3 separate regions of the Homo sapiens genome follow, and all the other regions are linked to region 3. The links are chromatin contacts, found by Hi-C or POLR2A ChIA-PET in ENCODE. All regions are on one chromosome and are shown on one strand. Each heading gives the region's core, a stretch centred on a gene start or an enhancer-like site at or near the end of the contact. The rest is flanking DNA. Distances are from core to core; before and after follow the strand shown. Region 1 overlaps MARK2 (microtubule affinity regulating kinase 2). Region 2 holds the start of LINC02724 (long intergenic non-protein coding RNA 2724). Region 3 holds the start of STIP1 (stress induced phosphoprotein 1).

Region 1 (4,044 bases), core at 1,377-3,876, 310 kb before region 3:
GAGTCTGGGAGGGGCCGGGAGCTTGTAAATTGTGAGTAAATGAAGTCTAGGGAGGGAGATGATCCTTCTTGAGGGCACCCTGAGTTCAGGGTTGTCATGTTTCTGAGGTGTGCTACTGCTTAGTACCCTGATTTCTGGAGTTGTCTACCTAGGTTGCTTTTAATTTTTTCAGCCTTAGGTGGAAGAGATTTTCCATCTTGGTGTTTAGGCATGTTAGGTGAGGTTTACTTCCGGAGCCAGACTTTTAGGCAGGTTGTCTTGACATAAGTCAAGGTCAGGAAGCGATCTTCAGGACATGCAGACGATGCCCACTTCCTGCTGTGGTCTTGAAGAGGGCTGGAAGGCTTGTGAGCACAGAGGCACTGAGGGCTGTCGCATCCATACAGGAAGACACTCAGGGCTCGTCTCCGGTGCCTCATTTTATAAGCATGGAAACAAAAGTCCCAGGAGGGTGAATGACTTGCCCAAGGTGACATAAATTGTTTGCGCAGAGCTGGGTCTAGAATGGATCTTATGCCCTTGGCAGCGTGCCCCCATTGCCATCACTTCAGAGGGGCTGGCTGCAGCCCTCAACGGCAGAAGGCAAGCTGGGAAAGGACAAGTGGAAGGGTAGCAGGCCCCAATTCTGCACACTGGAGAGCACCTCTGAAATCCTGCCGGAGACTATGCCCATAGAGGTGCCAGAGGCCCTAGGGAATGATGATTTATTTTGTATTTTGTATTTTTGTGGAGACAGGGTCTTACAATATTGCCCAGGCTGGTCTCAAATCCTAGGCTCAAGTGATCCTCCCACCTGGGTTCCCAGAGTGTTGGGATTGCAGACATGAGCCGTGGCGCCCGGCTGGGAATGATTTAAAAGTCGGCACCAGCATTCTAGCCCTGACCCAGGCTAAAAGGGGTCACATGGAGCAGAGCTGTGCAAAGAGCTTTTGGGTGAGGAGTCACTCCGAGAAAAGCGAGAAGACTCTGACCCCGAGACTTCCCGTGGTGAGTTAGGAAAGCATTTCTGGAGAGCCTGTTAGGTGCCAGGCACTGTGGCTGGGCACTGAAGACACGAAGTGATTTAGTCTTGGAAATTCCCTTATGCTGCTCTCAGTCTGTGTAATAGTGAACAAGACAGCCAACAAGAGTTGTGAAGGAGGCCGTTCAGCAAGCAATGAAGTGCTAGTGCAGGAAGGCCCGAGCTGGGAAATGTCCGGAGAGACCCTGTGAAGTGATGCAGGGATCAGGAAAGCTTCCTGGTGGAAGCAATGTCTGAGCTGAGGCTCACCACAAAGAGGAATGGGAGTGACTGCTAGAGGGAAAGTGTTCCAGGCAGTGGAAAGCTGTGGCCAAGACCTGGGGGGGTCTGAGAGGCCATTGTACATTTGAAGACAGGTGGCTGGAACCCAGAGTGAGACTCTAGGAAGGGAAGAGAGTTAGTCTGGAGCTGCAGGCAGGGAAGGGGAGACAGCCAGCTCATAATACAGTGTGGGCAAAAATCCAGAAACCATGTGGATCTAATTTGATATCAATTTTACATGTATATGTGTATATACCTACACACACATACATAAAATCAGTTATGTTTGTGTGTGTGTATATGCATATTTGTGTGTGTGTGTACGTGCGTGCATACAGAAAGTTGTTTTTTTAAGGCATGCTTTAAATACGAAGCCATCACTTCCTTTTCCCAGTCCTGGGTGCCTTTTGAGATGAGTGTTGGTGCTCCCCCCACCGCCATGTGCCATCTTCTGGAGTAAGAGGGAGTGCTTTCACTGTGTGCAGGTGTGGCTAAAGAGTATTCACTGTGTGCAGGTGTGGGTGAAGAGTATTCACCGTGTGCAGGTGTGGCTGAAGAGTATTCACCGTGTGCAGGTGTGGCTGAAGAGTATTCACCGTGTGCAGGTGTGGCTGAAGAGTATTCACCGTGTGCAGGTGTGGGTGAAGAGTATTCACCGTGTGCAGGTGTGGCTGAAGAGTATTCACTGTGTGCAGGTGTGGCTGAAGAGTATTCACTGTGTGCAGGTGTGGGTGAAGAGTATTCACTGTGTGCAGGTGTGGGTGAAGAGTATTCACTGTGTGCACGTGTGGCTGAAGAGTATTCACTGTGTGCAGGTGTGGGTGAAGAGTATTCACTGTGTGCAGGTGTGGGTGAAGAGTATTCACTGTGTGCAGGTGTGGGTGAAGAGTATTCACAGTGTGCAGGTGTGGGTGAAGAGTATTCACTGTGTGCAGGTGTGGGTGAAGAGTATTCACTGTGTGCAGGTGTGGGTGAAGAGTATTCACAGTGTGCAGGTGTGGGTGAAGAGTATTCACTGTGTGCAGGTGTGGGTGAAGAGTATTCACTGTGTGCAGGTGTGGGTGAAGAGTATTCACTGTGTGCAGGTGTGGGTGAAGAGTAGGCTGTCCAGGATTTCAATCCTTGGCTTTTGCTCTGCAGCAAGGGCTGGCTGAGGGCACTGTGAGGCTTCTTCAGGCCCAGGAGTCAGGCCCACTTTCCCTTTTCTCTTGAGGGAATGACTCAGAGAACACTCCTGCCACCGGAGGTTCTGCAGGCTTTTGAGAGGCAGCCAGTGGAGGCTGATGGTAGCAGTTGGTGAGAAAGAGGAAGTATGTAGTGGCCATTCCTCCGGCCACTCCTGACAAATATTTCTGTCACTAAACAGCACCTCTCTGTGGCAGCCTTGGGCTGTGTTCTGGAAAGGGAGGAGCTTTCCTCTCCCTGTGGGAGGGCCTGTCATCTGTGGCTTCTGCTTTGCCCTTGGCCACAGACTAGATTGCACAACACAGCCAATGAGAGTCCCTCTTCCCTCACAAGTGCTTGGAGTGCAGACCTTAACTTACAGGGTTGTAGAAGTGACCGTGTTCCACACTGCAGGGTCCAGGTCACAGCCGGCAAAGCACATGAAAATTGACCTAAGGTTAGAATGTGATTATCCTACTGGGAAAGGTTTACTGGGACAGCATTTCACTTCTGACTCCATAGGCTGTCGTCTCCTGCCAGGGAGTGAGTTTTGTTTCCATGCTTGTCCAGTCTTTACTGCTTTCCCAGAGGCCATAAACCTGCCTTTTCCCAGAGGCCATAAACCTGCCCACCTCCTGCTATGTTCTAGTTCTGATAGGAGTACCATTCAGAGTTCTTGGCAGGGGACCAACCCGCTTCTACCGTGGTTGGTTTCCCCTCCTTTTCCCAGCTTGTTTGATGTGCACGTTCTCCAAAATTCTTATGCAGCTGGTTGGCTCTGTAGTGCCCAGAGATTGGAGCTCCTGCAACGGGAACCCCGCCGCTTCCCTCCCTGGTTTTAGGGGCAGGGCTTGAAAATAAAGAATCATAATCTCCCTTCCTCCTCCTCCTCCTCTCCCCCACTTCTCCCTGCCCCCACCCCCACCCCCACCCCCACCCTGCCAGGCAAACTGGAGTGACCAGCTCAGAGCGGGACTCAGTCCACCTCCCTGCTCTGCATGTCAGCAGTGATCTGGAGGAGATTCCGGGGCGCATGAGTATGTGAACTCTGGAGCACGTTACTGTCCCGGGCTGGCACTCTGTGGCAGGTGTGTGCACTCATTCTGCTGTTACTGGAGACCAGTCTCCTTAGGGGTGATGGTGACCCAGCTAGATGTCTGCCAGGTCTGTCCAAGGCCACCCTGTTCTCTAATAGCTTGGGAAATGGAAAGCACTTCTAAATACCCCTGCTCTTCAGAAGAGCTGGCTGGGTGGTTTGGGGAGTTTCTTCTTTGAATCTCTTAGAGTACAATATCCCTTTTTTCCCGAAAGCCAGGTTCTTTAGTTCCTAAGCTCCATTCTCTTGTTGCTAACTTACTACCTTCAGTTTTCTTAGGTTGGGTGCATCTTCCCTGGCCTCAACAAGACAGTGGCTGAAAGGTCAAGAGAGTGGTAGCTGCTCCTTTGAGAGAAAGGGGATGTTGGAGTGGGAGCACAGGCTGCCAGCAGTTGTTTCACCTTCCCCCTTTGGCTGGCTAGGAAAGGGGCACCACTTTAGTCTTCTGCCAACCTCCACAGCCAGCTGTGGGAAAACCCAAAAGGAAACATCCTCTCGCTGC
Region 2 (3,590 bases), core at 609-3,108, 260 kb after region 3:
TATCTGTCACTGCTCAGCCTCTTTTAAATCTATGGGCCCCCTCTGTCTTTTCTTTTCATTTCTTTTCTTTTCTTTTCAGATGGAGTCTTGCTCACTGCAACCTCTGCCTCCCGGGTTCAAGCGATTCTCCTGCCTCAGCCTCCGGAGCAGCTGGGATTACAGGTGCACACCACCACATCTGGCTAATTTTTGTATTTTTAGTACAGAAGGGGTTTCACCATGTTGGCCAGGCAGGTCTGGAACTCCTGACCTCAAGTGATCTGCCCACCTCAGCCTCCCAAAATGCTGGGATTACAGGCGCGAGCCACTGCACCCCGCCCGTTTTTTTCTTTTCTTTATAAAAGTTGAAATACACTAGCTGTATCTAGTTTCGGGATGTGCATGATAATTGGATACATTCCTATAATCAAATCAGGGTAATTGGGATGTCCATCATCTTAAATATTTATCTTTTCCTTGTGCCAGGAACATTAGGATTATTCTTTTCTAGCAATTTTGAAGTGTACAATCGATTAATGTCACCCTACTGATCTATTGAACACCAGATGTTATTTCGTCTATGTAAGTGTGTATTTGTACCCACTCATCAACCTTTCTTCATCCCCTCCTTTCCCCCTCCCCTTCCTGGCCTCTAGTAAGCAGGTTGCTGTTGCAAATTACGTATTGAAGAAACTGGCGCTTTGTCCTATGGTTGCCTGCAGTCTGGATTTTGCTGGTCACGTCCCCTTAGCTTTGTTGAGCAGGCTCCCCAGTCCCTGTATTTCTTGTAATTTGATAGTTGGCAAACTTTTTCCATAAAGAGCCAGCGAGTAAATATTTTGGGCTTTGTGGGCTATAACAGTCTCTGTGGCAATTCCTCAACTCTGCTGTCACAGCGAGGCCGCAGCCAGAGACAACATGTAAACAGCGGAGCAGGGCTCCGTTCCCACAGCGCGGGATCTGGGTCCCAGTTTGCACAGCCCTGAGTCGAGGGTGGATCCAATCCAGGTCTGATACAGCATTTCAATGGTGATGCCGCAGCCTTCCACACTGAGGCACTTAACACCCCATTGTTCCCAATTGCATTTTAACTGAAAAAATACAAAAAGAGATCAAAACTGAAAGTGCAGTTTCCTCATGGTCCCACCACATTTTGGAGAAGTGTATAAATGGAGAAGTGAAAGCTCCATCTTCTGCCCCTTCCCCATGAGAGAGCCTCTATTCACAGCCAGGTCAGTTTCTTCCAGACTGTTAACATCCGTGTGAGTGCACATGTCTACACTGCGTGGAGCCTGCCTGCTTCCTGCCCCGCAGGCGTGTCTGCTGTGGGAAGGCTGGAGTTCTGACCTTCCCCCTCCCCCTCTGGGTGACAGGTGGCTCAGTTCTCTTCCCTGCCACGTTCAAGACCAGGTTGGGGGAGGGGGTGAATGTCACTATTCCCCTGACTGCCACTGTGGAGAGGGGAGACCCTCGCCCCTTTTCTGAATTTTTCCTTACCCCTTTCCTTGGAATAAAGCAAACACCAGACCCAAATGGATTTTAAGTGACACTTTCCCAAGAGTCTGGAGAGGGGACAGAGACTGGACGTGGTGTGTCCTGCCTGAGCCGAGTCATCTGGTTACGAGGGCAGGGGCAGGCTGGGGTGGGGCTCATGCGCCCCGGAAGCACCCTGGCTCCTCGCTCTCCCATGCCTCTCCCTTTATGTCCTCTGCTGTCCAGCGCCTGGGCCCCGGCCCTCCCTGGGACACCATCCTGCCCTGCCCGAGTCGTGGCTCTCCAGTCTCTTTCGGGGACTCGCCCCTGGCACCCACTAGATGGCGCTCCCGGCCACTCAGCTCCCCCTGCCTCGCTTGGGGTGGTGCTGGACGTCGGGAGCGCTGGCCTCTGCTCTGCTGATTTGCAGGTGGGAGTGCAGGGTGAGCCCGGCGCAGGGGATAGGAGGTGGGGGAGTCGAGAGCTGGAGTCAGGCGCCGCTCACGCTGGGATGACGGAGTGTTAACCTCAGACTCTGGGTCCCTTTGGGCCGAAGCTTTAAGAAAACAGGGGCAGCGAGCCCGGCGTCCCAAGGAGCCTTGCCAAACTGGGCATGGAGAACGGGCCTCCTGGATGGCCACCCGCCCAGCTGCCAAAGAGGCCGGAGAGCTGGAGCCGGGACTTGGAGGATCTTCTTCAGAGAGGCAGGAGGGCGGTCCGAACGTGCCCCCACCCCTGACCTCAAGCCCATGTGGAGAGGGCCAACAGAGCCTCTTGGAGAGCTGGATTTGCGTCCTCTGCAGCTTGGGGGACACGTCGTTGATGGTGACTGACACGCCCCAGAGATAGTGACATGATGATTAAGAGTGACAGCCTGAGGGAGCTGAGCGCAGCATGGCTGGTCTGGCAGCTGCTGTCGGTGTCGCGACCCCACCCCACTTCCCCGGCTCCCTGCCTCCTTCGCTGGAGAAGCATCCTCAGCCAATGGAGCCACAATACCTGGTACGTTCAGGCGACGCCCACAGCCCACGGCTAACTGTACAAAAGACTGTTCCCTCGCCTGCCTCTAGATGGCGATACCTCTGCCCCAGGGCCCCCTGCATATCTGCCAGAGCTGTATTTACCCTGGGACCACGCCTTTACCGAGTCCTTTCTCCTTCCCCGCCCCTCTGCCCTCACATCCTGGGCGGCTTGTCCCAGGATGAGCCCTCCCCTAGTAAATCCCTGTCTTGGGCTCTGTTTTCAGACAGCTGAAGGCAGGGAACAGCAGGAGGGGCCCCAGGAAGCTGGCCCCAAGGACGGGATGCTGCAGGAGGATGCCCCGCTGGCCCCTGGTGACTGGAGCCCGTTGCGGAGGCCCCTGGCACGAGGTGGCAGAGCAGCTGCTCAGGCCTCCGCCTGTGGTCACCTGGGACAGGACTCAGGTGGACGGGGATGCCCGGCTCGTTTAATATCACTGATGTTGAGAGACAGATGGGAAAATAGCCGTGAGAAGGACGTGGAGTGGGGAGGCTGTCACTGAATACTACTGACACTTAGAAGAGGGAAAATGACAAGTTCAGGGCCACGCATCACCAATTTAAAGCAAAGTCAGGATTCCTTGGCAGAATTTAACGAAATGCTTCTCTTCTATAGCCAGGGGTCAGAGGGCAGAAGACAAGGTGCAGGACTCCAGAGAAGGCCAAATTTCCAGCCCAGGGAAGTCCCTTCTCCAAAGTCAGGGCCCCAAAGGGAAGGGTGGGGTCCCTGATATCTGAGATGGACTATCTGAGGAGACACTCTTGAGACATTGAACCCCCAGATTCTCCTGTACCTCCTGGCCTGCAGAAGTGACCCATTGCCTCTGTTGGAAGACAGAGGTCCTCTTTTGCTTAAAGACCATGCAGAAACTAAGGGAAGGGACCTTACAAGATAAGGAGTTCCTCTCTCCAGCATCTGTCCCCACCTCCCCTCCTGACCACCAGGCTCAAAGCTGGATCATATCTCAGCATGACCTGACCAAGGATGTGCTTTGCATGCCAGGGACCAAGAGGGATTAACAAGCAGAGGAGTGGTGGGAGCAAGCCAGCAGGGACCAGCCGGGTCTAGAGAATGTTCCTAGATGTGGACTCTGAAGGTTCTAGATCAAGGGAGGCTGC
Region 3 (3,734 bases), core at 142-2,641:
TCCAGCACTTTCAAGTGAGGGATTACCAGGTTTGCGGATCTGCTGCAACTTGGCTGCAGTGTCCAAAATGGGTGGGGCAGGTGGAATTAAAGATGAGGCTGTGGAGACAAGCTACTGGCAGAGAGGACACACTTTAAACCCTGGGAAGATATCATTACCCAGAGAGGGGGAAGGATGAGGACACTGCAGAGCCCAACATCATCGCCAGACCCGAGTCATGCGGCTCCTTTGTTCCAGGAACCAAGGCTGACCCTAGAAGCAATAGCAGCATTTTCACTCCGCAGGTGCATCTCTTCCACGCTTTGGGGTGCCTGCCCTGCCTCCGACTTCTGGGGCTGGGATTTAAGGCCCTACCAGGGCACAGCTCGCCAGCTCACAGGCGGTCAACTACTGATTCAGTTCTTCGTCTCCTTCACTCCTTTACATCGGACTCACGAGGGCTGAGGGGCAGCTCCCTTTCGTTAAGTGCTTCCCGCGTGCTCAACACCGCACGAATTCCCCTCGGCCCTACAGGACCAAACGACCGGCGCGCTGAGAAAGGGTGTGCGGTTCCACTGAGGACGCCCAAGCGGGACAGCCGGGCCCGCCGCGGTGAGATCCCCGGCCTGTCCAGCCCAAGCCCAAGCGCCCTCGCGGTCACGTGGCATTTCCGGAACATTCAGAACCTAACAGCCAGGAGGCAGGAGGGCCGGGCCGAGGCCGGAGCGCTGGACAACGCGGGTAGCTGGCGCTCGAGGGACAGGCAGCTCCCACCGGCTAGGACCCCCATCCCGATGCGCGGGCGAAGGGCTGGGGCCCTGTGCCGCTGGCGATCCCGGGGACCGCCTGGAACTCGCGGCACTCGGGAGCGAGAGGGAAAGCAACCCAGAGGCCCCGCAGCCGCCGGCGACACAGCTACAGACCCCGACTGCAGCCGGTACTCCCATATATCAGGGGCGGGGCGAAACCCGGCCTTTTGAAGGGCAGCGATTTAAACCAATCAGCGCAAAGAGTTGGCAACCCTCCGCCCAATTGGAATCGCTCTCATTCTGAAGGCGGTTCCGACATGGAGTCCGGCAGCCCAATGGGAGAGGTGGAAATTTCCAGAACGATCAGAACCAATGGGCGCGGCCAGCGCGGCTACGATTGGCAGTGCAAAAGACCAATCCGTGTCGCAGAAGTTCGCTCCTCCCTCCATTCGTGGAGCCTGAGATGGGTGGGTTTATAGAGGAGCGCCCAATCCTGAGGTGCGGGGGAGGCAGGGTTGAGGGAATTACTCCCCGCTGTCCAATGAGAAGGAAGTGGAGATGATGGGCTGGACCTCAAGCCAATAGTAGAGCAGCACAGACATTCCCCCTAGAAGAACTCGACCAGTGAGCAGGCGAGGAAGGGGCGGGAGCCGGGGTCCCGGTAGCTTCTAGTAGGTTCCAGAAGGCGGCGCGTGCGGTTGGGAACGCGGAGCGGACGGATTCGATTCAACGGGGTTCCGGACCGCGCTGCGCTATGGAGCAGGTGAAGGGGGAGGGGCGGGCTGAGGCCCCGAGCCTGCTCGGGGACCGGCGGTGGCCAGGCCGCGGTAGGGGGGCGGGGCGGGCGCCGGATCCAGGAGACCGGAGCTCGGCGCTGGGGCCGGACGGGGCGGCGGCGGGGAGGTGAGGGCCGCGGGCGGCGGGCGGGAGCGGGATCTTTAGCGAGGCCGGCCGCGGGGAGCGCCCATCGCCCCCTGGTTGGGCGAGGAGGGCCCGGCGGAGGCCACAGCTTGGGTGAGTCCGGCCGGCGGCGGGAAGAGGGGTCGCGACCGGGCCCTGAAGGCGTCCCGAGGGGGCGGCTGCGGGCCATGTTGGGGAGGGTGCGGGCCGCAGGGGGCGGGGTGGAGGTGGGCCGGGGGCCGGGGTCCGCACCCGCGAGGTAGCCCTCCGGGAGATCTCAGACGGCCGACGGAGAAACCGCTCGGGACTTAGCCACGAGGAACTTGGACGGATCCAGGGAGCGGGGACGGGGATACACTGGGAGTAGCCGAGGATCTTAGCAGCCTGGGATGCAGTTGGGGCAAATGTTACTCTTCTACATCTGAGAAGGTCAGGGTGGGAGAGCGTTGAGCGGGGGTCTGAGGAGCGACAGACCGACTCTACCTGATGCGGGAAAGGGAAGGGTGCCGCAAAAGTCCTTGGGACGAATTCCATCTCTGACAGTGTTTTACAAATGTATTGCGGCCCCTCCCCCTCTTTTTGTATGCTTGTGTGTGTGATTGTCGAGTGACCGAGGACCAACACTTCCGAAAGGTGGGTCTGAAAGATGGGTTTCTGACGACCCGGGGGTGGTTGTAGACAATTTACAGAGATCAACCGCTGGAAGTTATGGGCCTCTACTGAGCATTTGAGGGGCCGAGTTTGAAGCGGTTGCTGCTTCCTTTCAGTGACTTGGTTATGTCCTCAGTAGCTTGCGGTTATGAAAGGCCTAGAGGTTTTGTTCGATTTGAAGCTGTCATTGAGCTGTAATGATTCATCGGAAGAAAAAGGACAAAACAACCTCCAAGAAACCTCTACCAACCTCCGAGAAATCATCCTCCCGCTCGGGAGTACTACTGTCTTCGCTCCGGGCCCATAACACTTGGGGGTGACAATTCTGAAACTATACCTGGTATCTGGTTCTTACTTCAGGGCCATAAAACTAAGATCGCCCACACTCTCCCCTTAAATAAGACATCTCGATGGACTAGTGACTACCATCCTTTTTTTGGTGTGAGCTACAGAGCTGAGCCTTTGGTCTCTTGTAGCAGTTGCTGCTTTAGGCAAAGCTCGAGCTTCCTTGCTGTATTAAAAAGAGTGGAAATGAAGTTAGTAAACTTTTTTGTGCCCATATAATATTTCAGTTGTATCTAGGGTTAAATGGGCTGTAGTATAGGTGAGGAAAAGATTTCTGGAATAAGACGTTGCTCTTTTACCTTTAAGAAAGGATCTGGGGCCGGGCACCGTGGCTCAGCCTGTAATCCCAGCACTTTGGGAGGCCGAGGCAGGCGGATCACGAGGTCAGGAGATCGAGACCATCCTGGCTAGCACAGTGAAACCCCGTCTCTACTAAAAATACAGAAGAAAAATTAGCCGGGCGTGGTGGCGGGAGCCTGTAGTCCCAGCTACTCGGGAGGCTGAGGCAGGAGAATGACGTGAACCCTGGGGGCAGCTTGCAGTGAGCCGAGATTGCGCCACTGCACTCCAGCCTGGGCCATAGAGCGAGACTCCGTCTCCCTCCAGCCTGGGCCACAGAGCGAGACTCCGTCTCAAAAAAAAAAAAAAAAAAAAGGATCTCGGCTGGGCGCAGTGGCTCACGCTTATAATCCTAGCACTTTGGGAGGCCAAGGTGGGCGAATCACCTGAGGTCAGGAGTTCTACACCAGCCTGGCCAACATGGTGAAACCCCCTCTCTACTAAAAGTACAAAAATTAGCGGGTCATGGCGCAGGCCTGTAATCCCAGCTATTGGAGAGGCTGAGATAGGAGAATTGCTTCAACCCGGGAGGCGTAGGTTGCAGTGAGCTGTGATCACGCCACTGCACTCTAGCCTGGGTGACAGAGTGAGACTCCATCTCAAAAAAAAAAAAAAAAGAAAAGAAACGATTTCTGTTACCAAATTTATTTTGTATTTTTTTTAGAGACAGGGTCTGGTTCTGTGGCCCAGGCTGAAGTGCCCTGGTGGGATCATAGCTCACTGCAGCCTCAAGTTCCTGGCCTCAAGCGATCCTCCTGCCTCACTCTCCTG

Evidence for each region. Hi-C counts contacts between places; a loop is a spot of excess contacts on that map. ChIA-PET counts read pairs that join two places held with the same protein, here RNA polymerase II (POLR2A). Pooled maps may share reads with other maps.
Region 1: a pooled map shows a loop between it and region 3 (3-fold over the local background). The contact joins the enhancer-like site here to the promoter of STIP1 in region 3. A Hi-C loop is called at or near these places in 6 of 50 pooled maps. POLR2A ChIA-PET finds 5 or more read pairs at or near these places in 7 of 52 experiments (CD4-positive, alpha-beta T cell, GM10248, MCF 10A and 4 more).
Region 2: a loop to region 3 is called in a pooled map, with 16 times the contacts of the local background. The contact joins the promoter of LINC02724 here to the promoter of STIP1 in region 3. A Hi-C loop is called at or near these places in 1 of 37 single-sample maps with no recorded cell type and 3 of 50 pooled maps. POLR2A ChIA-PET finds 5 or more read pairs at or near these places in 1 of 52 experiments (WTC11).

Annotation. Positions count from the first base shown.
Region 1 is chr11:63,869,530-63,873,573 of GRCh38, forward strand. All of the region lies in intron 1 of MARK2 (microtubule affinity regulating kinase 2), which reads left to right. Among named protein-coding and RNA genes, the nearest start is that of MARK2, 32 kb to the left of the region's middle. RefSeq lists enhancers at 198-417, 2,317-2,426. Within about 2 kb of position 2,627, at least 27 of the 41 ENCODE cell types and tissues checked have a DNase peak (open chromatin) inside an H3K27ac peak, as active enhancers do.
Region 2 is chr11:64,447,199-64,450,788 of GRCh38, forward strand. LINC02724 (long intergenic non-protein coding RNA 2724) reads left to right here and starts at 1,859. Exons shown (of 2, transcript NR_073177.1): 1 at 1,859-2,454; 2 at 2,699-3,590. RefSeq lists an enhancer at 2,198-2,447, a cis regulatory region at 2,337-2,606 and a silencer at 2,384-2,579.
Region 3 is chr11:64,184,780-64,188,513 of GRCh38, forward strand. It overlaps STIP1 (stress induced phosphoprotein 1), which reads left to right and starts at 1,392. Exons shown (of 14, transcript NM_006819.3): 1 at 1,392-1,491. The coding sequence starts at 1,483. It overlaps LOC124902686 (a long non-coding RNA gene), which reads right to left and starts at 902. Exons shown (of 2, transcript XR_007062712.1): 1 at 1-902. RefSeq lists an enhancer at 515-584 and silencers at 705-844, 1,545-1,604.